Linked DNA regions of Homo sapiens: region 1 is linked to region 2. Evidence: chromatin loops called from intact Hi-C (ENCODE). Cell type or tissue: Caco-2. All regions are shown on one strand. Each heading gives the region's core, and the rest is flanking DNA. Links, peaks and the distances in the headings are about the cores only.

Evidence for each region. Hi-C counts contacts between places; a loop is a spot of excess contacts. Peaks named below come from ENCODE experiments on the same cell type or tissue, not always from the same donor. Only the 100,000 strongest peaks of a DNase experiment are listed, where the experiment ranks them.
Region 1: a loop joins it to region 2, with 2.6 times the contacts of the local background. A loop is called at or near these places in 1 of 110 quality-filtered maps.

Annotation. Positions count from the first base shown.
Region 1 is chr2:185,857,908-185,874,741 of GRCh38, reverse strand. No RefSeq gene overlaps it. Among named protein-coding and RNA genes, the nearest start is that of FSIP2-AS1, 66 kb to the right of the region's middle. RefSeq lists enhancers at 9,022-9,730, 9,731-10,440. In Caco-2, for the core only: no CTCF peak of the experiment used is centred there; DNase peaks (open chromatin) are centred at 9,661 and 9,991; H3K4me3 peaks cover 910 bases.
Region 2 is chr2:185,803,452-185,820,285 of GRCh38, reverse strand. It overlaps FSIP2 (fibrous sheath interacting protein 2), which reads right to left. Exons shown (of 23, transcript NM_173651.4): 17 at 11,153-16,834; 18 at 6,244-6,741; 19 at 4,815-4,915. Among named protein-coding and RNA genes, the nearest start is that of FSIP2-AS1, 12 kb to the right of the region's middle. In Caco-2, for the core only: no CTCF peak of the experiment used is centred there; no DNase peak of the experiment used is centred there.

The sequences.
Region 1 (16,834 bases), core at 5,266-13,265, 53 kb before region 2:
TGTATAAAAGGCTAACCATAGAAATTTAATTATGTATATACAATATATAACAATTTTAATGGTTTAGTTTTTAGTGAAACTGACTTATGCAACTGGATTATAATTTACTTAAACTCATATTGGAAATTATATATTAATTGTTTTCTATTTAAATCTGTAACATGATACACAGTCTTGTGTATAAATCCTTTATATAGTCGTCTTATTAAGTTTTAGAGCTGTAATTTATATAAACTTAAACCATGGACAAGATAAAATTTTATGAAGTCTGAGTGATAATGTAACTGTGGAACCATTACCACAAACATCTCTATCATGCCAAACATTCCTTATACACCTTTGCAACCTGTTTCTTTCTCTGCTCCTGGCTGCACACAAGCCTCTTGTCACTATGTATGTTTTAATTTTCTGGATTTTTGTATAAGTGAAACCATGGAGTATGCACTACTTTTGTCTATTTCATTTCACACAAGAAAATAATTTAGAGATTCATCCATGTTGTTGCATTTATCAATAGTAGTTAATTTCCTTTTTATTGTTGTGTCGTGTATCATCACATAGACATACCATCATTTTAAACCCATTTTCCTGCTAAACATTTTATTATATGCTTATTGGCCGTTCATGAATCTTTTATTTGCAAAGTGCCTGTTAAAATATTTTGCCTACTTCTAAGAAAGTTTCTCTTACACTAGATGACAAAGAATTTCTCTAATATTTTTCCAGAACTTTTCTAGTTTTAGCTTTTACATTCAGATCTGTGATCCATTTTGAGTAAAGTTTTATATATTATGTAAGATAAGAGTTGGTATTCAGTTTCTTTTGGCCATATTGATATTTATATGAATAAATTTAAGAGTAAATTTTGTGGTATCGATATATTTGTTTTCTATATATGACTAGCTAACTATCTCAACTTTTCTGTGGGCTTAATTAAATATCTGACTACTATTGAACTATGCTGGCACCAGGATGCAAACTGCTCAGGGATTGAAAGCCTGTGATATTTGAACTATGAGCTATTGAACTATGAAGTGTATTGAACTATGTAGTGGCAAATGTAGCTCCAAATAAAGGAGCTCCAAATTTTGAGTTTTTTTCTTCCCATTACCACAGAATAATAATGTAGTGGCTGACTCCCGCCCCCCAAAAAATATTCTCCCCAAATTAACTCAGTTAGGCAGCCTTGTGTTTGTATTCTTTTACTTCATCTTTGCTCTACACATTTCCAAAACAGTGTGAGAGTGGTAAATGTTTCTTTTTCTCACTCACAGCTCTATTCAAGTTAGAATTGCCTTCTTTTCTCGATTTGGTGTGTACTCTCTTACTGATAAATTATTCAGGAAATTTTCAAATCTTCCTTAACACCTTTTCCTAGTCTTTCATATTCAGTATTATAAAAAGCTTTCATAAATACTATTTTTAAAAGGTTCTACTGTTAGTCATACAAAATTCTATTTTCATTTATATTAATCTATTTTTGGCTTGATATAATAACTGAAAATTGTAACAGCTACATATGCTAACAGTAACAGAATTTATCCTTTATTAATTTAGTGCTTACCTCATGTAATGCTTGTGGACTAACTTGAATGAGAATATGTTGCTAGTATATCTCACATTTTATTAGACTCTAACTTGTCACAGGGTTTTTAAATGTGTTGGCTTTGAATATTTATTATGAATTCATTAGAAGAGAGTTTCAAAGCATGATTTGCATCTATGAAAGTCTTGAAACTGAGGATAAATTATTAACATTGTCTTTTTGTTCTTATGTAGAATTTTGTTTGTTTAAATATTAATAATCTTTCAGTGAAATGCAATTAAATTTTAATTAGTTTGTGTAAATGAGTTAACCATATTGATTATTGTGCTGTAGTAAACATCAGAGAAATGCACTTATCACCTAATATGCTGTATTAATAATTAAAGATGGACTTCCAGCTTATTCAAAACATAGCATATAAGCATAACCTTTAGCAATTCACACATCAGTTTAGAATGTGACAATTCGATGAAAGACACTTAGACTATCCAATAAATTCATCAGAAAATGAAAGGTTTTTTTGTTCATTTTTCTCTTTGTCGTGTTTATTTCACTTGGAAAATGTATTTATAAAATCGTGACTGTAAATCCAGAAATCTATAAAGAAAGTTCCTAAATTGTTCCCACTTTATGTGGTTGTATAACCTATTGTTTGAAGGAGTATTGCAACTAAGAAGCTAGAAAGCTGTGTGAGCTAGAAATACAAATGAAATTCCTGTTTCAGAATTTACCTACCCAAATGCAAGTGATGTACTGAAAGAAATGCAACTTGCAAGTATGCATTGTTATATAATTCTTTTAGTAAAATTGTTAAATTTACCATAATTTCAAGCATTTCTGTGGTTAATGATGTTTGAAAGTTTTGGCATTAAAACATAAGATATTACTTAACCTTAAAAATAATATTATTTAACATTAAAAACCATATGAAAATAAATGATAAATAAGGAATGATGATTTCCATTCTACTAAAAATTTAATTTTATTTATTAATTTTAGAATCACGAATACTTTACAAAAGAAAAAAATAAGTGATACTCAGAGTTAACATAATTGTTTTGATTCCCCATAATTCATTTCAGACTTCAGGCATATTTATAAATGTTTCTTAATATATCTTGATATGTGGCCTCCAGATTCGTTTCAACAATGTTGATATAATAGTCATTTATGTTCCAATTTTCATTAGTATTTAGCCATATTTTTATTATAAAAGATATAACATTTATATTTCATTTTCTGAGAATTTGTTATTGTAATTTCTACAGAACTGGTTTCATATTTAAAAATTATTTAGTTTGGTACATTAGATATGCTTTTAATGTACCTTTCTATTATGCATTGCTTACATTAGTCATATCACTTTTTACAAAGTATTGTGATTATCAGTTAATGTGTCTTTCTTGTGTATTATAGTGAGCCAAAGCTACAAGTGTTCTACTTATTCTTGTATCACCTCACTGTGCACAGTGCCTGAGACATAGTAGAAACTCAGTAAATATTTCACATAATCTCCTTCAGCACATTAAATAACATTAAATGTAAGTCCAAAATCCTATGTGGGATTCTGTTTAGTTTTTAACTTAGTTTTTGAGATCATAAGCATAGCACTTGTAGTTCTTAAGTACTGGAGTTAAAAAGTCATTACCACTCTCTTGTCTCTCTCACATCTGATCCTTCTAGGTGCAAATGGTAGTATTCTTTAAGGAAGCCACTGTTCCCACTGGGAGTAACTTATCCCATCAACATAACCCTTTTCTATGTTTTCTGGAGTGAAGAGAACTGGTTAAATCTTTTAGCTACGTATAAACTGACATAAATGAATAACGAAGTGTAAATGATATGACCCTTCCCTAAGTGTATTTATTTATTGTTTCTTTTATCACCAGAACTCTTACAAGTCTCCAAATTTGAGGTTTCACCTCACATGAAAAGATCATAAGACTTTTCTGCAGTAGTTCCCTTAGCTGTCATTAAGTGCCTTTGAACGTAAAATTGCATATCTGTTAATTCTCCTATTGATCTAAAGAGACCTGGGTGTCTTAGATGAACCCGCATGAACCCTCATTTTCTTTCAACGTGACATTATGGGTTATTTGAATTCTCCAGAGGAGAAGTGAGACATGTGAGGTTGCATGGAAATTTAGGTCATGCTTTTATTTGATCAAATTTAAGATTACTTTGTATCAGGTTTTCGTAAGTGGTTTATACACGTTAAATCATTTTATCAATGTACCTCTTACATCCTCCCCAAATGACCTATCTGCTGTCACTTTCTTAAAATTTCAGTAAGAACTTTGGAAATAAGATGTCTCTTAGAAATTCCAAATGTGTTGATTTTATTTCACCAAAGTAAAGAAGATAGTTATCTTATGTATTATCATAAACAATCTCCCTCACAAAAATAGATTTCACTATAATTTTGAACTTTTGGGGGCGTAATTAGCATTCCTATAAGTGCAACAGCATAAAAACATGTAATTAAGACAACAGTATTTTAAAATAATATTGGAAAATTTATGATTTATGTAGAAAAACTTTTTTTAATTTATTTTATTTATTTATTTATTTACTTATTTTTATTATACTTTAAGTTTTAGGGTACATGTGCACATTGTGCAGGTTAGTTACATATATATACATGTGCCATGCTGGTGTGCTGCACCCACTAACTCGTCATCTAGCATTAGGTATATCTCCCAATGCTATCCCTCCCCCCTCTCCCCACCCCACCACTGTCCCCAGAGTATGATATTCCCCTTCCTATGTCCATGTGATCTCATTGTTCAATTCCCACCTATGAGTGAGAATATGCGGTGTTTGGTTTTTTGTTCTTGCGATAGTTTACTGAGAATGATGATTTCCAATTTCATCCATGTCCCTACAAAGGACATGAACTCATCATTTTTTATGGCTGCATACTATTCCATGGTGTATATGTGCCACATTTTCTTAATCCAGTCTATCATTGTTGGACATTTGGGTTGGTTCCAAGTCTTTGCTATTGTGAATAATACCGCAATAAACATACGTGTGCATGTGTCTTTATAGCAGCATGATTTATAGTCCTTTGGGTATATACCCAGTAATGGGATGGCTGGGTCAAATGGTATTTCTAGTTCTAGATCCCTGAAGAGTTGCCACACTGACTTCCACAATGGTTGAACTAGTTTACAGTCCCACCAACAGTGTAAAAGTGTTCCTATTTCTCCACATCCTCTCCAGCACCTGTTGTTTCCTGACTTTTTAATGATTGCCATTCTAACTGGTGTGAGATGGTATCTCATTGTGGTTTTGATTTGCATTTCTCTGATGGCCAGTGATGATGAGCATTTTTTCATGTGTTTTTTGGCTGCATAAATGTCTTCTTTTGAGAAGTGTCTGTTCATGTCCTTCGCCCACTTTTTGATGGGGTTGTTTGTTTTTTTCTTGTAAATTTGTTTGAGTTCATTGTAGATTCTGGATATTAGCCCTTTGTCAGATGAGTAGGTTGCGAAAATTTTCTCCCATTTTGTAGGTTGCCTGTTGAATCTGATGGTAGTTTCTTTTGCTGTGCAGAAGCTCTTTAGTTTAATTAGATCCCATTTGTCAATTTTGGCTTTTGTTGCCATTGCTTTTGGTGTTTTGGACATGAAGTCCTTGTCCATGCCTATGTCCTGAATGGTGATGCCTAGGTTTTCTTCTAGGGTTTTTATGGTTTTAGGTCTAACATTTAAGTCTTTAATCCATCTTGAATTGATTTTTGTATAAGGTGTAAGGAAGGGATCCAGTTTCAGCTTTCTACATATGGCTAGCCAGTTTTCCCAGCACCATTTATTAAATAGGGAATCCTTTCCCCATTTCTTGTTTTTCTCAGGTTTGTCAAAGATCAGATAGTTGTAGGTAAGCAGCGTTATTTCTGAGGGCTCTGTTCTGTTCCATTGATCTATATCTCTGTTTTGGTACCAGTACCATGCTGTTTTGGTTACTATAGCCTTGTAGTATAGTTTGAAGTCAGGTAGTGTGATGCCTCCAGCTTCAATCTTTTGGCTTAGGATTGCCTTGGCGATGCGGGCTCTTTTTTGGTTCCATATGAACTTTAAAGTAGTTTTTTCCAATTCTGTGAAGAAAGTCATTGGTAGCTTGATGGGGATGGCATTGAATCTGTAAATTACCTTGGGCAGTATGGCCATTTTCACAATATTGATTCTTCCTTCCCATGAGCATAGAATGTTCTTCCATTTGTTTCTATACTCTTTTATTTCCTTGAGCAGTGGTTTGTAGTTCTCCTTGAAGAGGTCCTTCACATCCCTTGTAAGTTGGATTCCTAGGTATTTTATTCTCTTTGAAGCAATTGTGAATGGGAGTACACTCATGATTTGGCTCTCTGTTTGTCTGTTATTGGTGTATAAGAATGCTTGTGATTTTTGTACATTGATTTTGTATCCTGAGACTTTCCTGAAGTTGCTTATCAGCTTAAGGAGATTTTGGGCTGAGACAATGGGGTTTTCTAGATATACAGTCATGTCGTCTGCAAACAGGGACAATTTGACTTCCTCTTTTCCTAATTGAATACCCTTTATTTCCTTCTCCTGCCTAATTGCCCTGGCCAGAACTTCCAACACTATGTTGAATAGGAGTGGTGAGAGAGGGCATCCCTGTCTTCTGCCAGTTTTCAAAGGGAATGCTTCCAGTTTTTGCCCATTTAGTATGATATTGGCTGTGGGTTTGTCATAGATAGCTCTTATTACTTTGAAATACGTCCCATCAATACCTAATTTATTGAGAGTTTTTAGCATGAAGCTTTTTTGAATTTTGTCAAAGGCCTTTTCTGCATCTATTGAGATAATCATATGGTTTTTGTCTTTGGCTCTGTTTATATGCTGGATTACATTTATTGATTTGCGTATATTGAACCTGCCTTGCATCCCAGGGATGAAGCCCACTTGATCATGGTGGATAAGCTTTTTGATGTGCTGCTGGATTCGTTTTGCCAGTATTTTATTGAGGATTTTTGCATCAATGTTCATCAAGGATATTGGTCTAAAATTCTCTTTTTTGGTTGTGTCTCTGCCCGGCTTTGGTATCAGAATGATGCTAGCCTCATAAAATGAGTTAGGGAGGATTCCCTCTTTTTCTATTGATTGGAATAGTTTCAGAAGGAATGGTACCAGTTCCTCCTTGTACCTCTGGTAGAATTCGGCTGTGAATCCATCTGGTCCTGGACTCTTTTTGGTTGGTAAACTATTGATTATTGCCACAATTTCAGCTCCTGTTATTGGTCTATTCAGAGATTCAACTTCTTCCTGGTTTAGTCTTGGGAGAGTGTATGTGTCGAGGAATTTATCCATTTCTTCTAGTTTTTCTAGTTTATTTGCGTAGAGGTGTTTGTAGTATTCTCTGATGGTAGTTTGTATTTCTGTGAGATCGGTGGTGATATCCCCTTTATCATTTTTTATTGTGTCTATTTGATTCTTCTCTCTTTTTTTCTTTATTAGTCTTGCTAGCGGTCTATCAATTTTGTTGATTCTTTCAAAAAACCAGCTCCTGGATTCATTAATTTTGTGAAGTGTTTTTTGTGTCTCTATTTCCTTCAGTTCTGCTTTGATTTTAGTTATTTCTTGCCTTCTGCTAGCTTTTGAATGTGTTTGCTCTTGCTTCTCTAGTTTTTTAATTGTGATGTTAGGGTGTCAATTTTGGATCTTTCCTGCTTTCTCTTGTGGGCATTTAGTGCTATAAAATTCCCTCTACACACTGCTTTGAATGCATCCCAGAGATTCTGGTATGTTGTGTCTTTGTTCTCGTTGGTTTCAAAGAACATCTTTATTTCTGCCTTCATTTCGTTATGTATCCAGTAGTCATTCAGGAGCAGGTTGTTCAGTTTCCATGTAGTTGAGCAGTTTTGAGTGAGATTCTTAATTCTGAGTTCTAGTTTGATTGCACTGTGGTCTGAGAGATAGTTTGTTATAATCTCTGTTCTTTTACATTTGCTGAGGAGAGCTTTACTTCCAAGTATGTGGTCAATTTTGGAATAGGTGTGGTGTGGTGCTGAAAAAAATGTATATTCTCTTGATTTGGGGTGGAGAGTTCTGTAGATGTCTATTAGGTCCGCTTGGTGCAGAGCTGAGTTCAATTCCTGGGTATCCTTGTTGACTTTCTGTCTCGTTGATCTGTCTAATGTTGACAGTGGGGTGTTAAAGTCTCCCATTATTAATGTGTGGGAGTCTAAGTCTCTTTGTAGGTCACTCAGGACTTGCTTTATGAATCTGGGTCCTCCTGTATTGGGTGCATATATATTTAGGATAGTTAGCTCTTCTTGTTGAATTGATCCCTTTACCATTATGTAATGGCCTTCTTTGTCTCTTTTGATCTTTGTTGGTTTAAAGTCTGTTTTATCAGAGACTAGAATTGCAACCCCTGCCTTTTTTTGTTTTCCATTGGCTTGGTAGATCTTCCTCCATCCTTTTATTTTGAGCCTATGTGTGTCTCTGCACGTGAGATGGTTTCCTGAATACAGCACACTGATGGATCTTGACTCTTTATCCAATTTGCCAGTCTGTGTCTTTTAATTGGAGCATTTAGTCCATTTACATTTAAAGTTAATATTGTTATGTGTGAATTTGATCCTGTCATTATGATGTTAGCTGGTTATTTTGCTCGTTAGTTGATGCAGTTTCTTCCTAGTCTCGATGGTCTTTACATTTTGGCATGATTTTGTGGCAGCTGGTACCGGTTGTTCCTTTCCATGTTTAGCGCTTCCTTCAGGAGCTCTTTTAGGGCAGGCCTGGTCGTGACAAAATCTCTCAGCATTTGCTTGTCTGTAAAGTATTTTATTTCTCCTTCACTTATGAAGCTTAGTTTGGCTGGATATGAAATTCTGGGTTGAAAATTCTTTTCTTTAAGAATGTTGAATATTGGCCCCCACTCTCTTCTGGCTTGTAGGGTTTCTGCCGAGAGATCCGCTGTTAGTCTGATGGGCTTCCCTTTGAGGGTAACCCGACCTTTCTCTCTGGCTGCCCTTAACATTTTTTCCTTCATTTCAACTTTGGTGAATCTGACAATTATGTGTCTTGGAGTTGCTCTTCTCGAGGAGTATCTTTGTGGCGTTCTCTATATTTCCTGAATCTGAACGTTGGCCTGCCTTGCTAGATTGGGGAAGTTCTCCTGGATAATATCCTGCAGAGTGTTTTCCAACTTGGTTCCATTCTCCCCATCACTTTCAGGTACACCAATCAGACGTAGATTTGGTCTTTTCACATAGTCCCCTATTTCTTGGAGGCTTTGCTCATTTCTTTTTATTCTTTTTTCTCTAAACTTCCCTTATGGCTTCATTTCATTCATTTCATCTTCCATTGCTGATACCCTTTCTTCCAGTTGATCGCATCGGCTCCTGAGGCTTCTGCATTCTTCACGTAGTTCTCGAGCCTTGGTTTTCAGCTCCATCAGCTCCTTTAAGCACTTCTCTGTATTGGTTATTCTAGTTATACATTCTTCTAAATTTTTTTCAAAGTTTTCAACTTCTTTGCCTTTGGTTTGAATGTCCTCCCGTAGCTCAGAGTAATTTGATCGTCTGAAGCCTTCTTCTCTCAGCTCGTCAAAGTCATTCTCCATCCAGCTTTTTTCCGTTGCTGGTGAGGAACTGCATTCCTTTGGAGGAGGAGAGGCGCTCTGCGTTTTAGAGTTTCCCGTTTTTCTGTTCTGTTTTTTCCCCATCTTTGTGGTTTTATCTACTTTTGGTCTTTGATGATGGTGATGTACAGATGGGTTTTCGGTGTGGATGTCCTTTCTGTTTGTTAGTTTTCCTTCTAACAGACAGGACCCTCAGCTGCAGGTCTGTTGGAATACCCTGCAGTGTGAGATGTCAGTGTGCCCCTGCTGGGGGGTGCCTCCCAGTTAGGCTGCTCGGGGGTCAGGGGTCAGGGACCCACTTGAGGAGGCAGTCTGCCGGGTCTCAGATCTCCAGCTGCGTGCTGGGAGAACCACTGCTCTCTTCAAAGCTGTCAGACAGGGACATTTAAGTCTGCGGAGGTTACTGCTGTCTTTTTGTTTGTCTGTGCCCTGCCCCCAGAGGTGGAGCCTACAAAGGCAGGCAGGCCTCCTTGAGCTGTGGTGGGCTCCACCCAGTTGGAGCTTCCGGGCTGCTTTGTTTACCTAAGCAAGCCTGGGCAATGGCGGACGCCCCTCCCCCAGCCTTGCTGCCGCCTTGCAGTTTGATCTCAGACTGCTGTGCTAGCAATCAGTGAGACTCCGTGGGCGTAGGACCCTCCGAGCCAGGTGCCGGATATAATCTCGTGGTGCGCCGTTTTTTAAGCCGGTCTGAAAAGCGCAATATTCGGGTGGGAGTGACCCGATTTTCCAGGTGAGTCTGTCACCCCTTTCTTTGACTTGGAAAGGGAACTCCCTGACCCCTTGCACTTCCCAAGTGAGGCAATGCCTCGCCCTGCTTCGGGTCGCGCACAGTGCGCGCACCCACTGGCCTCCGCCCACTGTCTGGCATTCCCTAGTGAGATGAACCCGGTACCTCAGATGGAAATGCAGAAATCACCCGTCTTCTGCGTCGCTCACACTGGGAGCTGTAGACCGGAGCTGTTCCTATTCGGCCATCTTGGCTCCTTCCCCGAAAAACTTTATATGACCAATTTAAATTAGTTTGATGCAAATAAAGGCTCAGAAGTTATCTCTATGAAGTTTGAAGAGATTAGTGACTTTGACACAGTTAAACACTTCTATGATATTTCAATGTAAACATTTCGAAACAGTTTTTAAAAGATGACTTTGTCTTTGGCTAGCAGGTTGATACTGCCTCATAAAATGAGCTTGGAAGTGTTCGTTCTTCTTCTAGTTTAAAAAGAGTTTAAGAATGATTGTTGCTAATTATTCTTTGAATGTTTTGCAGGATTCATCCATAAAGCCATAAGTCCTGAGTTTTTTATGTTGTTGGGAGGTCTTTAATTAATAATTAAAATTCACTTGTTATCTGTTTTGGCTTTCTATTTCATCTTAATTCAGTTTTGGTAGGTTGTAAGTTTCTGGGAATTTATTCTTTTTTTATAGGTTATCTAATTTGTTTGTATATAAGTGTTCCTAATAGTTCCTTATGATTATTTTTATTTCTTTGGCATCTGTTGTAATGTTGCCTGTTTTATCTCTGATTTTGTTTATTTGAATCTTCTTTTTTTCTTAGTAGAAGAATTTGTTGATTGTGTTTTTCAAAAAATTCTTAGTTTTTTAATGTTCTTCTAAAGCTTTTTATATTCTCTATTTGGTTTATTTCTACTCTGATCTTAATTATTTTATTCCTTCTGCTAACATTGGGTTTAATTTGTTTTTTTTTTTTTTTTTTCTAATTTCTTGAGGTATAAGGAATTAGAGAGTAAGGCATAAAGTTAGGTGGTTTATTTAAGACCTTTCCTGGAGGGAGGAGGCTAAGGAAAAAAAGACCTTTCTTCATTTTTAATGTAGGCATTTATGTCTATACACTTCCCTCCAAGTAATTAAGAGATACTTTTCCTGCATTTCATTAGTTCTGGGATATTGTGTTTGTTTTCATCCGTCTGAAGGTATTTTGAAATTCCCTTTTGACTTCCTCTTTGGACCTATTGATTGTTTTACTTAGTTTCTTTGTGTTTATGAATTTACCCTATTTCTTACTGTTGTTATCATTCTAGTTTTATTTCATTGTGATCAGCAAAGATGCTTGGAAATTACAGGCCAATATTGCTAATGAACATAGATGTAAAAGTCCTCAATAAAATACTAGCAAACCAAATTCAGTAGGACATTAAACGTGTTACATGCTATGAACAAGTGAAATTTGTCCCTGATGTGTTAGGCTATTCTTGCGTTGCTATAAAGAAATACCTGAGACTGGATAATTTACAAAGAAAAGAGGTTTAATTGGCTGATGATTCTATAGGTGCTGACATTACTTGGCTTCTGGGGAGGTGTCAGGGATCTTTGACTCATGATAGAAGGTGAAGTGGGAGCCTGTACGGCATGGTGAAATTAGGAGCAAGAGAGAGACAATGTTGGGGGATTGGGGAAGTGCCACACGCTTTTAAACAAAAGTATCATGTGAACGCAGATAAAGAGCTCAGTTTCCAATATCCAGGATCTCCTTGTAAATTTGTGGCTAGTCCCTTCTGTGCACCAATTATGACCGCAAACTAGTCCTAGCAGAGTTGTAGGTTTTCCCCTTTATTTCCTGCTGAGTTTGCTATTATTGATGAAAAAATCACTGTGGGTTTCTGCATTTTGCCCCAAATAAAGTGTGCCCTTTTTGACAGCAAAGCTTCTGGTTATGGTGGTTAGCCATACCCTGAGAAAACTGTCCTTCCACCTGACAAAGATCAAGAGAGAAGGAAGAAAGCAGCTTCACACAAAACAGACGTTGTTCTTACCTGATGCTCTGGCAGGTTATCATGAATAATCCCTTCTCACTTCCTTGTTTCCTCTTTGTCTATTTCCGGATCCTTGATAAGATTTGTTCTGATAATTTTGTTCAATTTTATACTTGTTTGGGGGAAGAAGATTCATTAAACTCCTGAAAGCTCTAGTCAAGAATCTATCCACAGCATTTGTAAATTTACTTAGACAATACTCTGGCACTCATAGAGAAAACATTGGTCTCTTTGTCTTTCTCTAGTTGTTTTATTATTTCCCTTGACCTCTAATGGGCTCTCACTCTGCTCATGGGAAAATAAATTTCTTAATTCACTACATTTTAGGTTCTTCTTGTTTAAGTAGTCTCTGGTTATATATTCAGACAATTAAAAAACTAATCAGAAGGCAAATAGTCTTTTGGAGACATTCCTATTGATTTAAATAAATATTAAGTCAATTGGGTGTCTTCCAAGATTATAGCTCCTAGATTGGTCTGGTTCTCACAGTGGTGACCAGTGGGTTGTGTCTGGCAAATTTTAATCATTTTAGACACCATAATGGTAACCACCAATGAAATCCTTCACCCAAATCTTTGGGTTTGGTCACAAAGCTTAAAGTTGTCTTATACTCATAATAATGTTTATGTGTATATATTAATATTTGTGTAGGTGCATTTAAATGAGTGCAGGTTTATCAAAATCCCTAGCATTGCTAATTTGTAATTATTATATTTTTTGCTTTTTTTGAAACTTTATACTATATGATTTTTAAAATTTAAGAGTCTGATATATTAGATTTAAGAGTTTTGTAAATGTTAGGAAGCATATGTTGACTAGATTTAGATGTAGATGTATTGAATTCTTGAGAAAAATGGACTGTTTTTTTCATGTAGTCTGAAATGTTTTAAGGAATTAATAAAATTTTTAAACCATGGTAAATGTTTAAGGCAGTTTTCCACTGTCCAAATGGTAAGGTAATTGAGCATGAAACAAAGAATACAAGTAAAAGTAAGCACTTGTAACACAAATTAGTATATTTACAAGTGACCATACCAGATTGTAAATTATGTTTACAAGTTTGAGGGAACTTAGATTTATAAAATGAATAAGTTGAATACTAAAGACAAAATACAAGCTATAAATCAGGGAATTTGGGGGCCAGTAGTGCAAGCACTCTAGTATAGTTGACTCAACAAACACTTGTCTCCCAATTAAAGAATCTAACACATTAGCAGAAATTTGATGCATAGAAAAACAGGTATCAAGAAAATAAGTACAACTCAGGTAAACAGCAATGGGGGAGGAGATGAAAAGGTGAGGTATAGATAGTGACCATAGTAGGGAGTCAGGGAATGGAGAAATGAGAAAGTAGTCAGCAGAGATTGAGGGACTGAACACTGGCTTCCTCAATGTATTATCAAGACCTCTGTCTTGCCATATGTATAACTTACATCTTAGATTTATATTTTTAAATTACTTTAACTGAATGTAACTAGCAGATCAAATCAGATCCTCATGGATAAATGAAGGTGAATTCACAATTCTGTGTAGAAAGCAATGTGTTGGTTCAGTAATGTCTTCTTCTTTTGGAAATAAATACAAGTCCAGTATTATACAAAGTAGAATCTGGTATTATCTAGGGGAAACAGCATAGAATTTACTTGTATTTTTATATAATAGCATTTCTGACCATGTTGCAGAAAGAAACTGCACATTGGAATTGGTCATGGAATCTGTGCTTTTGAAAAATAGAGTATGAGATAAACTTGTGCAAGAAATTGGCATTTGGACAGCTGAGTTTGGGGCAAGGTAATAGGGGAAAGAAATAGGGTACATAATGAGGACGTGAAAATGTAGGGCTTATATAATAAAAGCAAAATAAGATAAAGTGAAAGAAGTCTAAAGTTTAAAGTCTAATTAATGTTAAAATATGAACAGTATTACTGTGGAACATTAACTTTGAGGATTTAAAACTATAGTAAAGATTCATTTATCTGATATTCTGATTACTAGCACCTTTGCGCTCCTACTGTGCTATGATAATAAATTTCATGACAAAGAGCTATAGAAACCAAGAGATCACATTTCTCCTACACAGCCAATGAGGATTAAAATGTCAGTCAGTTTTACTATATTCCCATTACCAGAGCCCAGTTTAAGGAAGGCAGTTGATAATGTCTCACTACACACTCATTTATTCTCATCACTACTTTTCTCATTTACCTCTAAGAATTTTACATCCAATTATCTAGATTACTCAGTGAGATAGGTCTTTTGTTTTCTTTTCTTCTTAACTCATTCTAGGAGCCAGCATTACTCAGCCTAATAAGTAACTCTTTCCATTTAGTGATGCTCTTCTCAATTCAATTGTGTTATGTCCTGTCCTTAATAAATACAACTGTCTTCAGTTTCCCAAGAAGTTGAGGATTTTTTTTTAATTTTATTGTGGCAATACTTGCCATTTTAACCATATTTAATTGTAAAATTCGGTAGCATTATGTTCATAGTGTTGTGCAGCAATCAACACTTCCAAAACTTTTTCATCATTCCAAACAGAAACTCTGTCTATTAAGCAGTAACTTTCTGTTCTTACCCTCAAACTTAGCCCCTGGTAACCTCTCATCAACTTTCTGTCTGCAAGTTTGCTATTTTAGATATCTCATTTAAATGAAATTATATATTTATCATTTACATCTGGCTTATTTTACTTAGCATAATGTTCAGAAGGTTCAACTATGTCGTAGTATGTATTAGGGCTTCATTCCTTTTGATGGCTAAATAATATTCCATTGTATGTATATATGACTTTTTTTGTCCATTCACTTGATGATAGATTTTTGGGTTGTTTTCACCTTTTGGCTATTGCAAATAATACTCCAAGGAGCATTAATGTATAAATATTTGATTGAGTTTATATTTTCCCTTCTTTTTGGTATATGCCTAGAAGTGGAATTGCTAGGTCATGTAATAATTCTGCATTTAGCCTGCATTTAGCAATATATGTGTTCCAATTTCTCCACATACTTGACAAAACTTATTTTCTGTTTTTATTTTTATTTTGTTTATTTATTTTTAGTAGTTATTCTAGTCTGCATGAAGTGGTGACTCATTGTGGTTTTGATTTGAATTTCCCAATAGTGTTGAACATCATAGCATGTGCTTTTTGCTCATTTGTATATTTCCTCTGGAAAAATGTCTATTCACCTCCTTTGCCCAGTTGTTTTTTCCTTTTTGTTGTTGAGTTGTAGGAGTTTTTACAATATATTTTGGATTTTATACCTTTATCAGATGTATGATTTGAAAATATTTTCACCCATTCTGTAAATTGTCTTTTCACTCTCTTGATATTGTTCTTTGATATACCATTACTATACAGTTTTGATTACTGTAACTTTGTAAAAAGGTTTGAGATTGGGAAGTGTGATTCCTCTCACAATGTCCTTCTTTTTCAAGGTCTGGCTATTTGGGACCCTGTATAGTTTCTTATGAATGTAAGCATTAGCTTTTTTATTTCTGCATAAAAAAGCTATTGGAATTTTGCTAGGAATTATGTTGAATCTGTAGATCACTTTGAGTAATATTGACATCTTAATAATATTGAATCTTCCTACCCATGAACTAAGGATGTCTTTCCATTTATTTAGCTCTTCTTTAATTTCTTTCAGCAATGATGTATTCTTTGTAGTGCCTTTCATCTCTTTAAATTTATTCCCATGTATTTTATTTTTTTAGATGCTATTGTAAATGGAATTACTTTCTAGTATAGTTTGGATGTTTGTCCCCTCCAAACCTCATATTGACATTTGATCTAGGGCCTGGTGGGAGGTGTTTGGGTTATGGAGGTGAATTCCTCACGAATGGCTTGGTACCTTCCCCACAGTAATGAGTTTATGTGAGATTTTGTTGTTTACATGAGGCTGGCATGTCTCATTCCCTTTTATGCCATATGGCACACCTGCTCTCCCTTTGCCTTCTACTATGAGTCAAACCTTCCTGAGAACTCACCAGAAGCTGAGGAGATGCTAGTGCCATGCATGTATAGCCTGCAGAACCTTCAGCCAAATAAAACTCTCTTCTTTATAAATTACCCAGTATCTTTTACAACAATGCAAAATAGACTAATATACATTCTTACATTAAAAAATATTTATTTCAGGTCCGTAGAAACATAATTTGTGTGTGTGTGTATGTGTGTGTGCGCGTGTGTGTATCTTGCATAATGGACATTTGCTGAATTTGTTTGTTAGCTCTTTTAGCCTTTTTGTGGATTCTTTTGGATTTGCTATATACACAGAATTTTTCTTCTCATCTGAAAATAGACACAGTTTGACTTCTTCCTCTCCAATTTCGATGCATTTCATTTTTGTAAATGTCTAATTGTTCTGGTTGAAATTTGTAATAAGTTGTTGAATAGCTGTGGTTAAACATTAAAACTTTCCAACAAAGAAAAGTCCAGGAAGAGATGAATTCACTGGTGAGTTATACCAAACATTTAAGAAAAAATTAACACCAATTCATCTCAAAATCTTAAGAAAATAAAAGAGGAAAGAACACTTCTTAACTCATTCTAGGAGGTCAGCATTACCTAGATATTAAGCCATATAAAAACATTACAAGAAAACAAAATTAAACACTGATATTTCTTGTGAATATAGATAGGGAGAAAACTAACAAAAATGCTATAAAACTAAATTTGACAGCATATTAAAAAGATTTTAAACTACAACTCAGTGGGGTTTATCCCAGAAATGCAAGGGTTGTTCAAATTAAGAAAACCAATCAATTTAACACACCATGGTAGGGGTTAATAGCACTCCCTCAAAATAGTTAAAGTTTCAATCCCCAGTAACTTATAATGTGGCTTTATTGGGAAATAGGAGTCTTTGTTGATGTAATTACTAGTTAAGATGAAGTCACACTGGAATAG
Region 2 (16,834 bases), core at 3,755-11,754:
TTCTTCACCAGGTGGCAGGAAGGAGAAGTGCCAAGCAAAAGGGGGAAAAGCTCCTTACAGAACAATCAGATCTCATGAGAACTCACTCACTATCATGAGAAAAGCAGCATAGGAGTAATCACCCCAATGATTCAATTACCTTCCACCTGGTCCTTCTCACGACATGTGGGGATTATGGGAAGAACAATTGAAGATGAGATTTGGGTGGGGACATAGCCAAACCATATCAACATCCTCTATTTCCCAATTTTGTTTAGTTGTCTCTCCATGATTGAAAATGGCATACTGAAGTCATTTACTATTATTGTAGAGCTGTTTATTTCCTCTTCAATCTGTTAGTATTTATTTAATATATTTTGGAGCTCTGATGTTTGGTGCATGCAGATGTTCCTCAATTTACAATGGGGTTACGTCTCAAGAAACCCATTTTAAATGGAAAATATCATACATTGAAAATGCATTTAACACATCTAACCTACCAAACATCATAACTTAGCCTAGCCTACCTTAAATGTGCTCAGAACACATACACTAGCCTACAGTTTGGCAAAATCATCTAACACAAAGTATTAAAAATATCATATAATATATTGAATATGGTACTGAATGTGTATTGCTTTCACACTGTCATAAAGTTAAAAAAATTGTAAGTCAAATTTTCATTAAGCTGCAGACCATTTGTATATGTTTTTAATTATTATCTCTTCCTGGTAAATTGATGCCGTTATCATCATACAATGTCATTTTTTCCCCTCTCTTTTGGTTTCTGTTTACATGGGGTATATTTTTCCATTCTTTCACTTTCAACCTACATGTATTCTTAGATCTAAAGTGAATATCTTATGGATAACATACAGTTGGATTCTGCTTTTAAAATCCATTTTGTCATTCTATCTCTTTTGATTAAAGTGTTTAACCCATTTATACTTTAAGTAATTAGTAATAGAGAAGAACGTTCTTTTGCCATTTTGTTGTTTTCTGCATCTTACAGTTGTTTTGTCCTTCATTTCTTCCATTACTGTCTTCCTTTGTATTTAGTTGAACTTTTTAGTGACACATTTTGATTCAGTTCTCATTTCCTTTATGCATATTTTAGGAATATTTTCTTTGTGCTTACTACAAGGATTATGTGACTCTAATTTTTAACTGATACCAAGTAAACTTAACTGCATACAAAAACTCTACTTTTTAACACATTTGCCCCCTACCCATTTTATGTTATTGAGGTTCCAAAATTATATCTTTTTACATTCTGTATCCATTAGCATAAATTTATTATCTGTTTCATGCATTTGTCTTTTAAATCCTTTAGAAAATAAAAAGTGGATATATGAGCTAAATTATGATAATACTATTTTTTATATTTGTTAATGTATTTACATTTGTTAAAATTTACATAATTTCATATGGCTCTGAGTTACTGTCTAGCATCATTTCATTTTTCTTTTTAACTTGAAGAACTTTCTTTAGCATTTCTTGTCAGGTAGATCTAGTGTTAATGAACTCCCTCAGCCTTTCCTTGTCTTGGAATGTCTTAATTTCGCCTCATTTTTGAAGAACATTTTTTGCTGGATGTAGAATTCTTGTTTGACAGTATTTGTTTTTCTTTCAGTCCTTTAAATATATCATCTCACTGCCTCTTGGCTTGTAAGGTTACTAATGAGAAAATCACTAATAATATTATGAGGGTTATTTGTACATGATGAATCACTTTCCTTCTTCTACTTTAAAGATTATCTTTGTCTTCTGACAGTTTGATTATTATGTGTCTTGATATGATATTTTTGTGTTCATTCTGCTTGAAGTTTGTCAAGCTTCTTTTATTTGTGTATGTATTTCTTCAAATTTAGGAAGTTTCAGCCCTTGTTTCCTCAAATAATCTATCTGTTTCTTTCTCAATTTCTTCTTCTGGAATTTACATAAGGTGTATATTGTTCTGCCTGATGGTGTTTCAAAAATCCCTTAGGCATTGCTTACTTTTTTTTCAATCTTTTTTCCTTTTGGTCTTTAGACTTGGCAACTTCAAATGACTTGCATTCAAGTTCACTGATTGTTTCTTCTGTCTCTCCAAGTTTGCTATTGAACTTCTCCAATGAATTTTTCAATTCAGTTGTTATATTTTTCAGCTCCAGAATTAATTTTTAATTTTTATGAGCACATAATACTTGCACATTTGTATGGGTTACATGTGATGTTTTGATACAGGCATGCAAGTGTGATTATCAAGTCAGGGTAATTGGGGTATCCATCACCTCAAGCATTTATTACTTTTTGTGTTGTGTGTTAAGGATAGTCCAATTCTTCTCTTTTAGTTATTTCGGCATATACAATAAATTATTGTTAACTCTAGTTGCCCTAATATGCTACCAAAAGCAGAATTACTGTTTGGTTCTTTTTTATAATTTTTCTGTTAATATTTTAATTTTGTTCATACGTATTTTTACTAATTTCCTTAGTTCTTTGTCTACCTACAATTCTTGAACATATTTTAGATAGTTGTCTTAAAGTCTTTGCCATGTAGGTCCAACTGATGTGCTTCTTCAGGAACATTTTCTGGGTATTTTATTATTTCCATTTCATTTTCCCCATTTTTTGTATGCTTAGTAATCTTTTGTTCAAATGTGAGTATTTGAAATAATAAAGAAGCCACCTCTTCCAGTTTTTGCTGATTGATGTGGAAAATATTTACTAATTAATGAGACTTTGAGCCTTGGAAACAGTCCGAAGTGAAGATTTAGGTTTTTTTCAGATCTTTTCTGAGCATGTAGTTTTCAAGCCTGTGTTTGTGCTTCCCCAAACTCAGTTTTTCTGAGCTGCTTTTTAAATGATTTAATTTCCCAAAGAGTCACTTCCTGCTCCTTCTTCAGAACTTAGATATTCTGCTGTTGTATCTCTCTCTTCCCATAATTTCTGCCGAAGGTGTTTATGGTTCTGCAGTCCCTCTGTAGTTTTCATGCATTATGGCACCTATCCACTACTTTCTGTGGTTTCCAGGCTTAGAACCAAACTATAACACCATTGCCTATCTGAGTTCCTAGTCAGGTGAAACAAAAATAATTTCTTAAGAAAGCCCATAGATAGGTCAGAACAAGATCTACTCTGCTCTTTCCACCAAAGGGAGGAAACTGTAAATTGGGCTCCTTTCTCTTAACTGTGTTATACTATGCTGGGAGGAAGTTGGATCCAAGAGCAAGTTAAACTTCACAGATTTTTTTTAACTATTTTGAATGTGTTTTTTCCCTTTCTGTCTCCCTTGCTCCTTCCCTTTCTTCACCCCTCTCTCCCTCCCCTTCTTCCCTTCCTTTTCTTTTTTTCTTTCCTTCTTCCTTTTGTTTCTCTCTCTTCTCTCTCTTTCTCATTTACTCTTTTTTCTTTCTCTCTCTTTTCTTTCTCTTTCTTTCGTCTTCTCTCTCTCTCTCTCTCTCTCTCTGTCTCAGAGTTTCGCTCTGTTACCTAGGCTAAAGTGCAGTGGCAAAATCATAGCTCACTGTAACTTTGAACTCCTGAGCTCAAGCAATTCTATCACCTCAGCCTCCTGAGTAGCTAGGACTAGGTGCACATGACCATTCCAGCTAATTTTTTATTATTTTATTTTATTTTATTTTATTTTAGTAGAGTTAGGGTCTTGCTATGTCGCCCAAGCTGGCTTCAAACTCCTGGCCTCAAGCAATCTTCATGCCTCTGCCTCCCAAAGTGGTGGGATTACAGACGTGAGCCATCATGAGCAGCCAGCTTTTTCTTGATTGAATATTCATTTGGTTGCTGCAGACCGTTGTCCAGAGCTGTTATAAAATTGTGTTAGTCAGATTGTAGTTGCTTATGTTTTGTTTCCATGGGGAAATCAGAACCTTGAGCTTCCTGGTATTATCTTGCTCTAAAATCATTTTTATTTAGTATTATTTATGCCTGCTTTTTACTTCACTAATATAACCAATAAAGAGGTTCCAACATTACTAGCTATGTATGTTAAAATAACCTATTATGTAGGAGAAAAGAGACAATGGTGGGCCAAAAACAGATATCCCAAAATAAGGCCATGTCAAAAAAAAAATGCAATTCCAGCATGCTGAATGAAAAAAAAAAAATCACTAGATTTTTCTGTGTATAACATGAGTACTTCTCCCCAAATAAAAAATGTTATCTCTTCCAAGTTGTGTATAATTTTATAAATGCAAGCACAAATTTAGATGTTTTCACTATTCTTGATAGAGTTATGAATCAGATTTCAAGTCTACAGTGCACTTTGTTCCTCTTTGTCCCCTATAACTGTTATAGCCCATACTTTGCCCCTAGTGTCATCCAAACTTGGATTGTCTTTCACTTGTGTATCCTATCCATTCTTAAAGAGCCATGTCAAACTCCATTGCTTTCTACCATTTATCTCTGAATGCTAAAACTTATATTTCTTTCTCATTCCTTTGGATTCTTCTTATAGGCAATGACAGTAGCTTTCTTAAGAGAGCTAAGCATGAACACTTTTGTACTGATACTGCATATTTCATTTCTGGGCCATTACCTCTCTCTCTCAGGTTAGAAAATACCCTAATACATTAGCAAATACTTTATATAAGACACTGATACACTAGAAACTGGTTTGAAAACTAGGACATAGAGGCCAGGTATCTAAAAATAAAGGAACAGATAGCAAGAAGTGGCTTTGGAATTATTCACAGTAGGGTGCCACTGAAGGGAAGAAGTTGGGGAAGGTCTGAAGCTAAATACTTGCTCAATTACAGTTTTGCCAGGGGCCCCATTCTACTCATAAGCTCTACTTTATCAGATTTCTATATTTCTACTGCTTTAATTTCATATACCCAGTAGATGAAATGAGATCTTCTTGGTTGTATGAAGATGAACTCATAATTCTGTGTATGAAGTAATGTGTTGGTTCAGTAACAAGATTCTTTTCTTCTTTCTGGAAAAGGACAAATCAGCTATTACACTAAATGGAGTTTGGGATATATTTTCTTACCTTATGGCATTTTTTGCAGTATAATCTACATTTTAATGGAAAAAAGTTCCAGAGATTAGTTAAAAGATGGGTGTGGGCCCTATAATTCTAATTAAAAGGTGTCTTCCAATATAATTAACTTGAAATAGTTCAGTGAAGATTACCTAAATTATGACATTAGATTTTGAACAAATTTTAAACATAAACCTGGAACAATGTTTAAAGAGTCGAATTTTCTTCTAAACTTTAAAAATATTTGAAATCATATATTACTGAGGGCAAAAAGAGGAAGAACACAGATACAACTCTGGTCAATTAGGTACCTTGCCAGGTCAATCATCTTAACACATACTTTGATCTATTTGTTGCAAACTCATGTGTGCTTCTGAATTGACCAGAGTTATATTTATGCTATTTTCTATGGTTCATCTAAGCTTTTGTGTTAACCTCGGAATCACATCAAATGGATAATCAAGAGAATGGCCTCATCAGAAAATTAAAAGTTGTATATTCTCCAAAAACATGTTATGGTATGGAATTTCATGTATCCAGTAGATGAAAATAATTAAAATTAATTCTAAAATTAATTAGAATTACAGGGCTCATCCATCTTTTGACTAATCTCTGAAACTTTTTTCCATTAAAATGTAGATTATACTGCAGGACCAAACTCAAAAGGTCATTGAGACCCAGACCATCATTTGAGAATTTGGAGCCATCAACAAGAGATGTTTACCATGCTGACAGCAGAGTTTATGGGCTAATTGTAAGGGTGATATTTAAAATATATGAATTAACTTGTTAAGGTTGGATAAGCTGGTTATATAACTTACCAAAAGGTCAGCTAGCTACTGAGAGTTAGGATTCAAACCCAAACAATCTGAATTTCCGTGGATCTTATTTTGTTCCTCCTACCTCAGCCAGTCTTCTGGTGCTATTCTAGTAGCATTAGGCTCTCCACACAAAATGTTCAATGAGTGTTTACCAGCCAAAATACAAAAGGGTGGAAACCAACTGTTTTTAATAATTAGCTTACATTTTTCTTAACTGGTTTCCATTTTCTCTTTTCTTTGGGATTCTAATTAATCTAGTTTTTCCCCTATTACCTGCTTTCCCACAGTTGAGTTTCATAGCTGTACCTGGTAATAATTTCCCTTATCCTGTAAATATCACCAGGCTTGAGATTGAATTCATTTTAGCATTCTTTTCTGACTAATCAAGGTACATTCTTGGGCCAGATTTGTGAAGATGTCTCCCCTTTCTAGTCACTAACAGTCATGCTTATCACTTACCTTACACTGGGGCTTTTCCTCCCAAGATGAAGAGGCTGTTTCAGGCATCGTCTTTGGTGTGGCCATGTCAAGCTCAGCAACAGCTCTTTTAACATGTGTCTCCTTGGATTCTATTACCTGATTTGAGATTGCTTCAGTACTTTCAATATTTGCACTGGCTGTGGTCTGACAACATTTACTTAGTGACAAAAATTTTTTCAGGCTGCTCGTGCTTAGTGTTGACTTAGGAGAAAGTTTGCTTTGTATTGGCTTCTTGACTTCTTTCACTTGATCTTCAAATACTTTGATGCCTTCTTCTTTTGCAAAAGTCTGTGTTAAAACAACTTCATCTTCATCAGAATCTCGTTCCTCTTTTATGTAATTTTCCAAATACACTTGATCAATATCATGAGCTACTAATCGAACAATAAGATCATTTTTACTTTGAACATCTTTTAAGAGCTCCACCTTTGTAATATCAGGCTTTCTTATATTCTGAAATGAATTTCTAGCAACGGCCTGAAATTAAAGGTATAGCAAATATTAAAATCAAATGCCTAAATCACTTTCCTATAGTTCAATTATGATGTAGCTATTTTCTTATAATTTCTAGTTTTGATTTAAGTAATATCTTCAAATATCACTTAATTATATATTAGCAATATTTTTAAAAGAAATAAAGACAAATAACAAAAAAAATTTGTTGGCATGCATTTTTTTACATTTATTACATACCTTAATCTAATATAACTTAGTCCAAAAGTCAGAGCAAGGTTTAGCATAATTAATTTAATTACTTCCTCTTAGTCATGTACCTTGAAAGTTTTGTGACAGAAGTAGACAGGATAACCTATTTTCCAAAATCCTAGGTAAGGAATTATAGAGAAATCTAAATACACATATTTTCAAGAAAAAAGGGCAACATATTCACTGATCTTGATTTTCAAAAGTAATGAATACCCCAAATAATGGTTTTAAAATCTTTACTCCCTATTCCTCCACTTTTGATCTTTTGGTCATATTTCCCAAAAGATTCTTCAAAATATAAATCTTCATGTCTTCTCACTTCCTAAGTTAAATCTCAGTTTCCAATGTCAATGTTAAAGACAGATCAAAGAAAAGACAATTATAATTAAATAACAGAATTTCCCCATTTCTCTAGCTTTTGACCACGTCACAGAATCTCAAAATTAAGTTAATAATCTTAGCTCTCAGCCTCCCTTTGTAATATCATAAACCAGTTTTTCAGATAATGGTGCCTCAAAGGAATATCTGCAATAACAAAATATCAGAAGAACCTCTTTAAAATTTTTTAAAAATAAATTTTGATTATCTGTGCTATTGGAGGAAAACAGTGGTTTAGAAAATCCAAAATCATTTTATATTTTGGGATATGTTACTACCAGTGGTTTTAGTATGCATATGTCTAGTGTGTTAAGAATCTATGGTACCTTAAAACAGAGAATTAAGTCTTGAGGCAGAACCAACAAGAGTGTAGGGTTTCTAACCTAACCTTTCTTTCTCTTCACTGCTGTGTCCTTTTGTTGAAGATAGATAATATTGGTAGCCCGATTGGTGCCAATCACATGCCTTAACTGAGTTCCACATGTCTGCTTCTTTATTGTTTTATTTTTAGGATGGCTTATTTTTAGGATACAATGGAGGTACAGGCATTGGGCAAACATTCATGTTTGAAACGGGAGAAATTGGCCTGACAGAAGGGGCTACAGGCCTCAAACAAGTCCAAAACCCAGTAGTGCAATCATTATATCTTAAAGCTCCAAAATAATTTCCTTAGACTGTATGTCCCACATCTAGGGCACAGTGATGGAAGGGGTGGGGCTCTCAAGGCCTTGGGCAGTCCTGCCCCTGTGGTTTTTGCAGCACTGGTGGATACTCTTAGAGGTTGCTGAGTGCCTGAGGCTTTTCCACGCTGAGGGTGTAGGATGCAAGTGGATCTACCATTCTGAGGTCTGCAGAATGCAGACTTTCTTCCAACAACTGCACTAAGCAGTGCCCCAGTGGAGACTCTGTGTGGGATCTCCAACCTTAACATGCCCCCTCTGTATTTACCGGTAGAAGTTCTCTGTAAGGGCTCCACTCCTGCAGCAGGCTTCTGCCTGGGCATGCAGGTTTTTCCATACACCCTCTGAAATCTAGGCAGAGGCTGAGAAGTCTCATTTGCTCTTTAACTCTGTGTGCCTATAGGCTTAACACCACATAGAAACCACCAAGGCTATGCTTTGCAGCCCAAGCTGTAACTGGGCCCCTTTGAGCCACAGCTAGAAAAGTTGCGGTGGGAATGTGAGGAATGTTATTCTGAGTCTGCGGAGCCCATGAAACCATTCTTTGCTCCTAGGCCTCTAGAACTGAAATCAAACAGAGTGCAGTGAGGGTCTCTGAAATGCTTTTGAAGCCTTTTCTCCATTGTCTTGAACATTAGCTCTTAGATCTCTTTCAGTTTTGGAACTTTCTCTAAGAACTGGTAGTTTTACATCCATCTTGAATTTCTCTCAAAAAACAAACAAACAAACAAACAAACAACCTTTTTTTTTTCTTTGCCACATGGCCAGGTTGATTTTTTTTTTTTTTTTTGAGGTGGAGTCTCGCTTTGTCACCCAGGCTGGAGAGCAGTGGCATGATCTTGGCTCACTGCAACCTCTGCCTCCCAGGTTCAAGTGATTCTCATGCCTCAGCCTCCGAAGTAGCTGGGACTACAAGCGTGTGCCATCATGCCCAGCTAATTTTTGTATTTTTAGTGGAGATGGAGTTGGAGATCATGTTGGCCAGACTGGTCTCAAACTCCTGACCTCAAGTGACCCACCCATCTTGGCCTCCCAAAGTGCTGGGATTACAAGTGTGAGCCACCATGCTCAGCTAATTTTCCAAACTTTTATGCTCTGCTTCTCTTTGAAATATAAATTCCAAATTTAAGTCATTTCTTTCCTCCTGCATCTGAGAATAGGCTGTTAGAAGCATCTGAGAATAGGCTGTCAAGATGTCACATCTTGAATGTTTCATTTATGAGAAATTTCTTCTGCCAGCTATCCTAGGTCATCACTCACATGTTCAAACTCCACAGAACTCTAGGGCATGGACACAATGCAGCCAAGTTTTTGGTAAGGCATAACAAAAGTGACCTTTGCTCTAGTTCCCAGTAAATTCCTCATTTCCATCTGAGACCTCATCAGCCTGGCCTTCATAGTCCATATTACCATTGTCCATCAGCCTTTTAGTCACAACCATTTAACCAATCTCTAAGAAGTTCCAAACTCTCCTTAATCTTCCTATCTTCTTCTGAGCCTTCTAAACTCTTCTAGCCTCTGTCCACAAAAAAGAGGCTCTGTCTTCAGCCTCTGTGTGGAACTGGTGTCTTCCAGCACTAGTTCCAAAGGTGCTTCCGTATTTTCAGGTATAACGCCCCACTCCTTGGTACCAATTTTCTGTGTTAGGACATTCTTCCACTGCTGTAAAGAAATTCCTGAGAGTAGGTAATTTATAAAAAAAAAAAAAAAAAAAAAAAAAAGAGGTTTAACTGGCTCATGGTTCTGCAGACTTTACAGGAAGCATAGTGGCATCTGTTTTTGGGAAGGCCTGAAGAAGCTTCCAATCATGATTGAAAGCAAAATAAGTGCAGGCACATCACAAAGTGAAGGCAGGAGAAAAATAATGTGTATGTGTTGGGCAGGGTGCAGGGGAGTGACACACACTTTTAAATGACCAGATCTTGCAAGAATTCACTATTGCAAAGACAGCACCAAGCCATGAAGGGTCTGTCCCCATGACCCAGACACCTTCCACCAGGATCCACCTCCAGCATTGGGGATTACAATTCAACATGAGATTTGGGCAGGGATAAATATCAAACTATATCAGGGTGTGAAAGCTTAAAGCATTAATTAGCATGTTTACTAGCCTTGAGATTCAGTTTAGTGGGTTGCAGAAGAGTGCTGAAAAAATTTACTCTAAGCTTATGCTCCAGGAGGCATGGTTCTATAAAACTTTGCTAATTGTCCGGGCTACAGACTACATGCCTAAGCATACTCAGCCCTCCCACAAATGCATGCCATCAGTTAAAGGGATTTTAATAAAAATCAAAATGTCTGATGGATCAGTGCAACCTATCTGTTGGCGAGACAAATCTTTTGTCCTCAGTAATAGTTTCCTTGTAATAAGGACATTATTTTTGGCATTTTAAATTCCCGGTTAAAATATTTGGGAGCTGAGTATGGGGTTACAGGGGAGAGTTAGGTCTAGAGCAATAGGGAAGAGGCTCATAAAAATAGCAGCAATACTGCAGCTGGTTTTAAAAAAAACAAGTGTGTAAGTGGAAAGAAAATGGGTACATCTTGAGAGGCCAGGGCAAATGGGAAAGGCTAATATAATTGAAGTAAAATAGAACAAATGTAATCTAAGAGTTGGCAGTCCAACGTTTGCTGATGAGTGTTACTAAAAGGAAATGAGTATTACTCTGGTGCTTTAAATTTGAAAATTAAAACTATTTTAGATTATTCCACATATCCTGATATTCTTTTAACTGGCCTGTTTGAACACCTTTAGATATCCATAACGAACTAAGGAACTATACAAGTTTGCTGCTTTTAAATATTTAAATGACAATTATAACTTCTGTCAGTCTGGTTTTACTGTGAAGGGTATGTGCTTACAATCTCATTCTTAAAAAAAAACTTTCAAAAGGATTGTCTTAGGAAACTAGCCTGAGACTTTTAGAGTGAGCCACAGAACTAACATGACAAATCCTAGTAAATAATATGACTGTATGGATGAACTGATGCAACTAATTCTCCTATTGGGCTGAGAAACACCAACAACAATGAATGCATTTCCATATACTTATTTGAGGAAGGAAATCACAGAAGAACCATGTCTCACTATTCACTCATTTTCATGCCATTGCTTTTGCACTTACCTCTAGGGGTTTTACATCCAGTCTTCCAGTCTTATCCAATGAGGTACGTCTTTCTGTCTTTCTCTTTTCTAAATCAGGTGATCCTAAGGAGTAATTTCTCCCACTTATTGATGCTCTTCTCAGTTCTGCTATGCTATGTCCAGTTCTTTTCAAACACTCCTGCTTAAGTTTCTCAAGAGGTTGAGTTTTTATAGAAATAACTGCTAAGTGTTCTGAAATAATTTTTGGATCTATTTTGACTGGTTTTTTTCCAACATGTGGAACTATTTTAATTGGAGATTCCTCTTCAGATAAATTTTGATCTAACTTTTCTTGCTCTAATTCAGGAATCACATTAAAAGCATGTTCTTGGGCCTTTTGAACAATTCTATTAACGTCTAGCTCTCCAGAGAGATCAGCATTTGAAATTGTTGAGTTAATTGTATCTAATGGAAAACTTGAAACTCCATCAATAATTAAACTAGCCACTTTTTTAGGAAAGGCTGTATTTGTATCTTTTATATCATAATAAAATTCTTTGTTGGTTCCTGATTGTTGCAGTATGTTACTATAAACGGAATCGACAACCTGATAAATCCTTTCTGTATTTTCTGGATTTAAACAGTGCTCTTCAGGATCAGAAGCTATTAGACTAATGCTACTTCTGGAAATTTCAGCTGTTACCAATTTTGACAGTTGAGATGCAATTTTATTTAACTCAGTCTTTGATAAGTTTTTTTCATCTTTGCTTGAGGAACTTGGCAACCTTATTAGTTTAGCCAAGAACAAGGCCAACACCTCTTCTAAAAGTTTGGCATCTAATGTCAAACCTTTTCTGGATGAAGACTTTTCCTTAGACTTAAGTTCATCAATAATTTTGATCACTTTTTCCATAATTTTGACAGCTTCCAGAACTAATTCTGAATTTGATACTTCTTCCTCTACTTGAGGTTGAAATTCAGAATTCGAAATTGCATTCACCATTAAAAAGCCTATTGTATCAGAGAGGACATTGCTTTTACCCATTAAATCTTTAAATACAGAAGTATAAGAGCCAGAGTGCTTTAAAACACTGGTATAAATAGAATTAACTATGTTTTCAATAGTTGCATTATCAGCTACAGGCACAGTAGGTGATTCCTTGGTGGGTGGTACAAGTTTAATCTTACTTTTGGAGATAAATTCTTGGACTGAATTTAGTACTTTTGAAGTTATTTTTTGCATATCAGTCTCTAGAGATTTTGTTCTTTCTTTATGTACTTTTGGAAATATAGATAAAAGCTTTGATAAAAATTTCACAGCAATTTCTTCTATTATGTTATAAGACAGCTTATCAGCATGTGAAGGTTTAGGTAGGGGCACATCAGTAGTTTGGAAAACATCTTTAAGGATCTTTTCAACGATGTTTTCAACTTCCACACACTGATGTGGAGTTAGCTCTCCACAAAAATAGCTCTGCAGCTGATTGCTAGCCACTTCTCGTAGAACCAAGTCAACTATGTTTTCTGAAAGGATTTTGCATCCACTGGTTACACAATTTTGTATAATCTCTTGTGATCCAAACTGTGGCAAGAGATTATTATAAACAGACTGAACCACTAATTGAATAATTTCATCATCATCAGATTGTAAGGTTTCTACATACTGTATAGTCATATATTTATCTTGGGAGATCTCTGTTGCAACTGCACTTACTAACTTCATTTGAAGGAAATTCAGTTCTGTGGACAAATTGTCCTCAGGTTCTTTTGTTTTTGTGCTGGATATTGTTGAGAAAATTTTGGAGAAAAGAGCAGAAATCACATTCTCCAAAAATTTATGAGGTAATATTATTGTATATGGTGATGAAGTTTGACATTCTTTGCTGGCTGTTTGGGCCAACTTTTGGACCTTTTTAACAACATCCTTAGATTCCAGAGGCAAACATGCTGAAACTGAAACCTCATCACAAAATATCAAGTTAACCTGACGTTGGAAAATTTCATTTATCACTGCACTAGTTAGTCTTCTTGCTAAATTTTCTCCATTACTGTTTATATTCTTCCAAATAGAGTCTTGAGATCCATAGTCATTTAAAATATTACAAACAGAGGAGTGAACAACTTTATTGACCAATGTTTTGTCAATTGATGGTATCTTATCTGAAGAAGGTTTTCTCATCATTTTATGCATAGGTGGCATTTTATCTGCAGATTTTATCTTAATGCTGGATGGTGCTTCATCTGTAGTTGGCTCTTTATACCTTGGAGGTACTTTAGGAACTGAAGACACTTTACCCCCAGGGAACTGATTTCCCTTATCTGGCCTGAAAACCTTAATTTGAGCATCTGAGAACTCCTTTAACAGTGAATTGATGAGTTTCATAGCAGTGTCATAGAGTTTGGCTTGATTTTGCTTATCACTAACATTTTGACATCTATCTTGTATTTGTGTTTCTGGTATAGAAGAAAAGATCAATTGTTTAACCATCTCAGTAATAACATCTTCTAAAAACTTAGCGGGAAAAATTCCAGGTTTACTTTCTCGTTGGTTTTGAGGATCATCTGGTTTACTGGGTTCACTTTTAATCTCCTCTCTTACTTTCTCTTTTTCTCTCTCTTCCTCTTCTTTTTCTTTGGCAGAGATATTTTTGTTAGTTGAGGAGGATACTTTTTTTGTTGTAACAGACTGTGCCGAATCCCTGCTAATCTCTTGAATTACATTTAATACATTATCACCTGGGGGGCTTTGGTCATAACTGAGTTTCGAATAATATGCTGGTTCTGGAGAAGAAGATAGTTCTAAAACATCTTCAAAAATATTTTCAATGACATTTTGAACATGTTCATAATCTGAGTGGTGTTCCTCATCCCTACACGTTTGTGTTGGAGAGTCTCTTCTCCCCTCATTGCTTGATGTTCGAATTCTTATTTCCAAAGTATCTGTTGTAGTCCCTAGATTTCTCTTGGACTTCAAGGAGGATAACTGAAAGAGCTTGTCATCTTTTTTAAATGAGCTTTCCCTTGCATTGTCAATCTTCTTTTTATAGCCTATTTCAGAATCTGATCCAAGTACTTCCTTCTCATATTCTGTATCATCAATTATTAATGAAAAATGTGTGTATATCTCATCATCTTTCCCTTTTTTATCTGTTGGAATTAAATTTCTTTTCTTCTCAATTTCATTATTATTAAATGTTTCACTCAAATTTGGCTCCTGAGTATCTTTACTTTTCACAGTGGTAGTTGAAGTAACTTTTGATACATTCTCACTATGTTTTTGAGTACAAATTCCCACTTTATTTTCATCCACTTCCTTTTTATTTGTCACACCTGTAGCCAACCCTGATGTTAGGTTAATCATGCCGCTTTTCATAATTGCATTTATAGAGCTAAGTACTGGATTTTGGATGTCACCTTTTTTCACTGATGTGTCCTTGGTTTTAAAACTTTTCTTTCTATTCATTGTACCTCTATTTATTTCCAAAGTGCTCATCATGTTTTTGCAATCTGGGGTGGAAGAAGTATCTTTATATGATTGATCTGGTAAAGAAAGTTGGTTCTCTTTTGCACATCTGCTTATTTGTGTAAAGGTGTTTTGTGGTAGGTGTTGAACCCTTTGGGTGATATTATCTGGATTTAGAAATGAAAAGAAGGTGGAAGACCAGTCTCCTGAAAAAAGTGGTTGAATCCTGAATGCAGATATTGCCTTCTGGGTTAGAGCAGCAATCATCCCTATAGCAATGTTACTTTCATCACCTTTTTGAATATCATGAGATGTGCATTTTTCTATGAACTGTTCATATACAAAATTGGATATTTTATCAACTGTCTCTTTATCAATTGGTGGAAAAGAAAACATTTTTTCAGCATTTGGTAAAACTTTAATATCACTTTTCTTAAATTCCCTTATCAGAGAATTTGCAAGTTTTAGAGCCAAGCCCATAATATCTAGCTCTGCCATTTCATTTTTCTTAGAATCTTCAGTAATAATGAGGAGAGAACAAAATTTGTGAACAAGGTCAATGATTATGTCTTCCAAAAATGTAGCTGAATAGAGAGAAGGCTGTGTCTTTTCTTTACCAGATTTAGCAAGTTCAGAGACATGGTCATAATCAGATAAGTCACTGAAAGATGATTCTTCACCATGTAAAAATGGCTGTAAATGATGATACATGATTTCTTTCATAATAAAACCAGCTAATTTACTGAGGAATGAGCATCCTTTTTTGTCTGCATCTTTTTGTACTTCAGCTTGGAATTCAGATGTTTTCAAAATATTATTACATATGGAGTCGACCAAATTTTCAATAGGTTCTAACTGCATACTTTCTGCATTATCCTCTGCCATGGAAAGTCGAATCTCATGTTCAGAAATTTCTTTTATAATTTCATCAGTCAATTTTGAAGCTGCCTCCACAAATTCATCATCCGGTGGAAACTTTTTCTCTTTTAGTTCATTTTCAGTGTGAGTTGAAGGGAAGACATGCCCTAGAAGCCTGTAAACCATATCTTCTAAAAGAGAATGAGGCAACACAGTAATATATGGTGGCAAGGCATGGCTATCCTTTGTGATTATGTTAAGCACATTTCTGATGATATTATCAGCTTGGGGATACGAATAAGAAGAAGACTCTAATTCTCCTGAAACTAATGACTGCACTTGATAATCATATATTTCTTCCAATAGCAAATAATATATTTTCCTACCAAAACATATTGTGTCACTTTGTATAACCCTATGTATTTGAATCAGAGATTTATATTGATCTAATACTTTTCCATATACTGAGTTGACTATTTTTTGAACCATTTCTTTGTATCTTTCTGAGAAACACAAATTTTTATCAAAGTTATCTGCAACTAAAATCTCTGATGTGGTGAACTCCAGAACAATTGAATTTACCAATGTTGTAACAATCCTGGTAAGTTTCAGTTTCACTCTATCTGGATTTTCAGTAACCAACATGTTATGTGAAAATGCATAAAGAATTTTGCATAAGAGCTCAGAAATTACTTCCTCCAAAAAGACAGATGAGTTCACAATAAAAGATAATTCTCTTTGTTTAGGATCTATTGCTTTCAATTTATAAGTTTGATCAACTGCTGCCAAAAGGAGAGTTTTATCTTCAGATAAAAATGATTGAATATGATGGTTAAAGATTTCTTTTATTATAAAACTCGCTATTTTTGAAACAGGTATGTCACTTATGCTCTTTTTATCTTTTGTAATGGACTGGTATATATTTGAATGAGAAAGATCAGCATAAATGGAATCAACCATAGACTGGATATCTTTTGCTGAAATCATACTCTGTTTTTTATTCCCATATTTAATAATACATATTTCATGTTTTGAAATTATTGACATAATTTCATTTATCAGTTTTATCACTGTATTACTTAAGTCTGATTTAGTAGTATCTGACTGCTCTGCACTGGTGTTCAATGGACTTATCTGAGATGTAAGCTGAGTAACTATTTTTTCCAAATGACTATGTGATAACATAGTGGTATACATTGTTGAAGCTTGTCTTTGGAATCTTGATTTACTTATATCATATTGAACTCTTTGTATTAAAACATTTGCACTGAGTTTGGAATGTGATTTAAAAGGCAGATTTGCTATAAGATCTGGATGAATTTGGAAATCAAAAATTTCAGCCAGGATGATATTAGTTATTCTTGCAGCCAATGTCTTTGTGTCATTTAGAAAATCTTTATT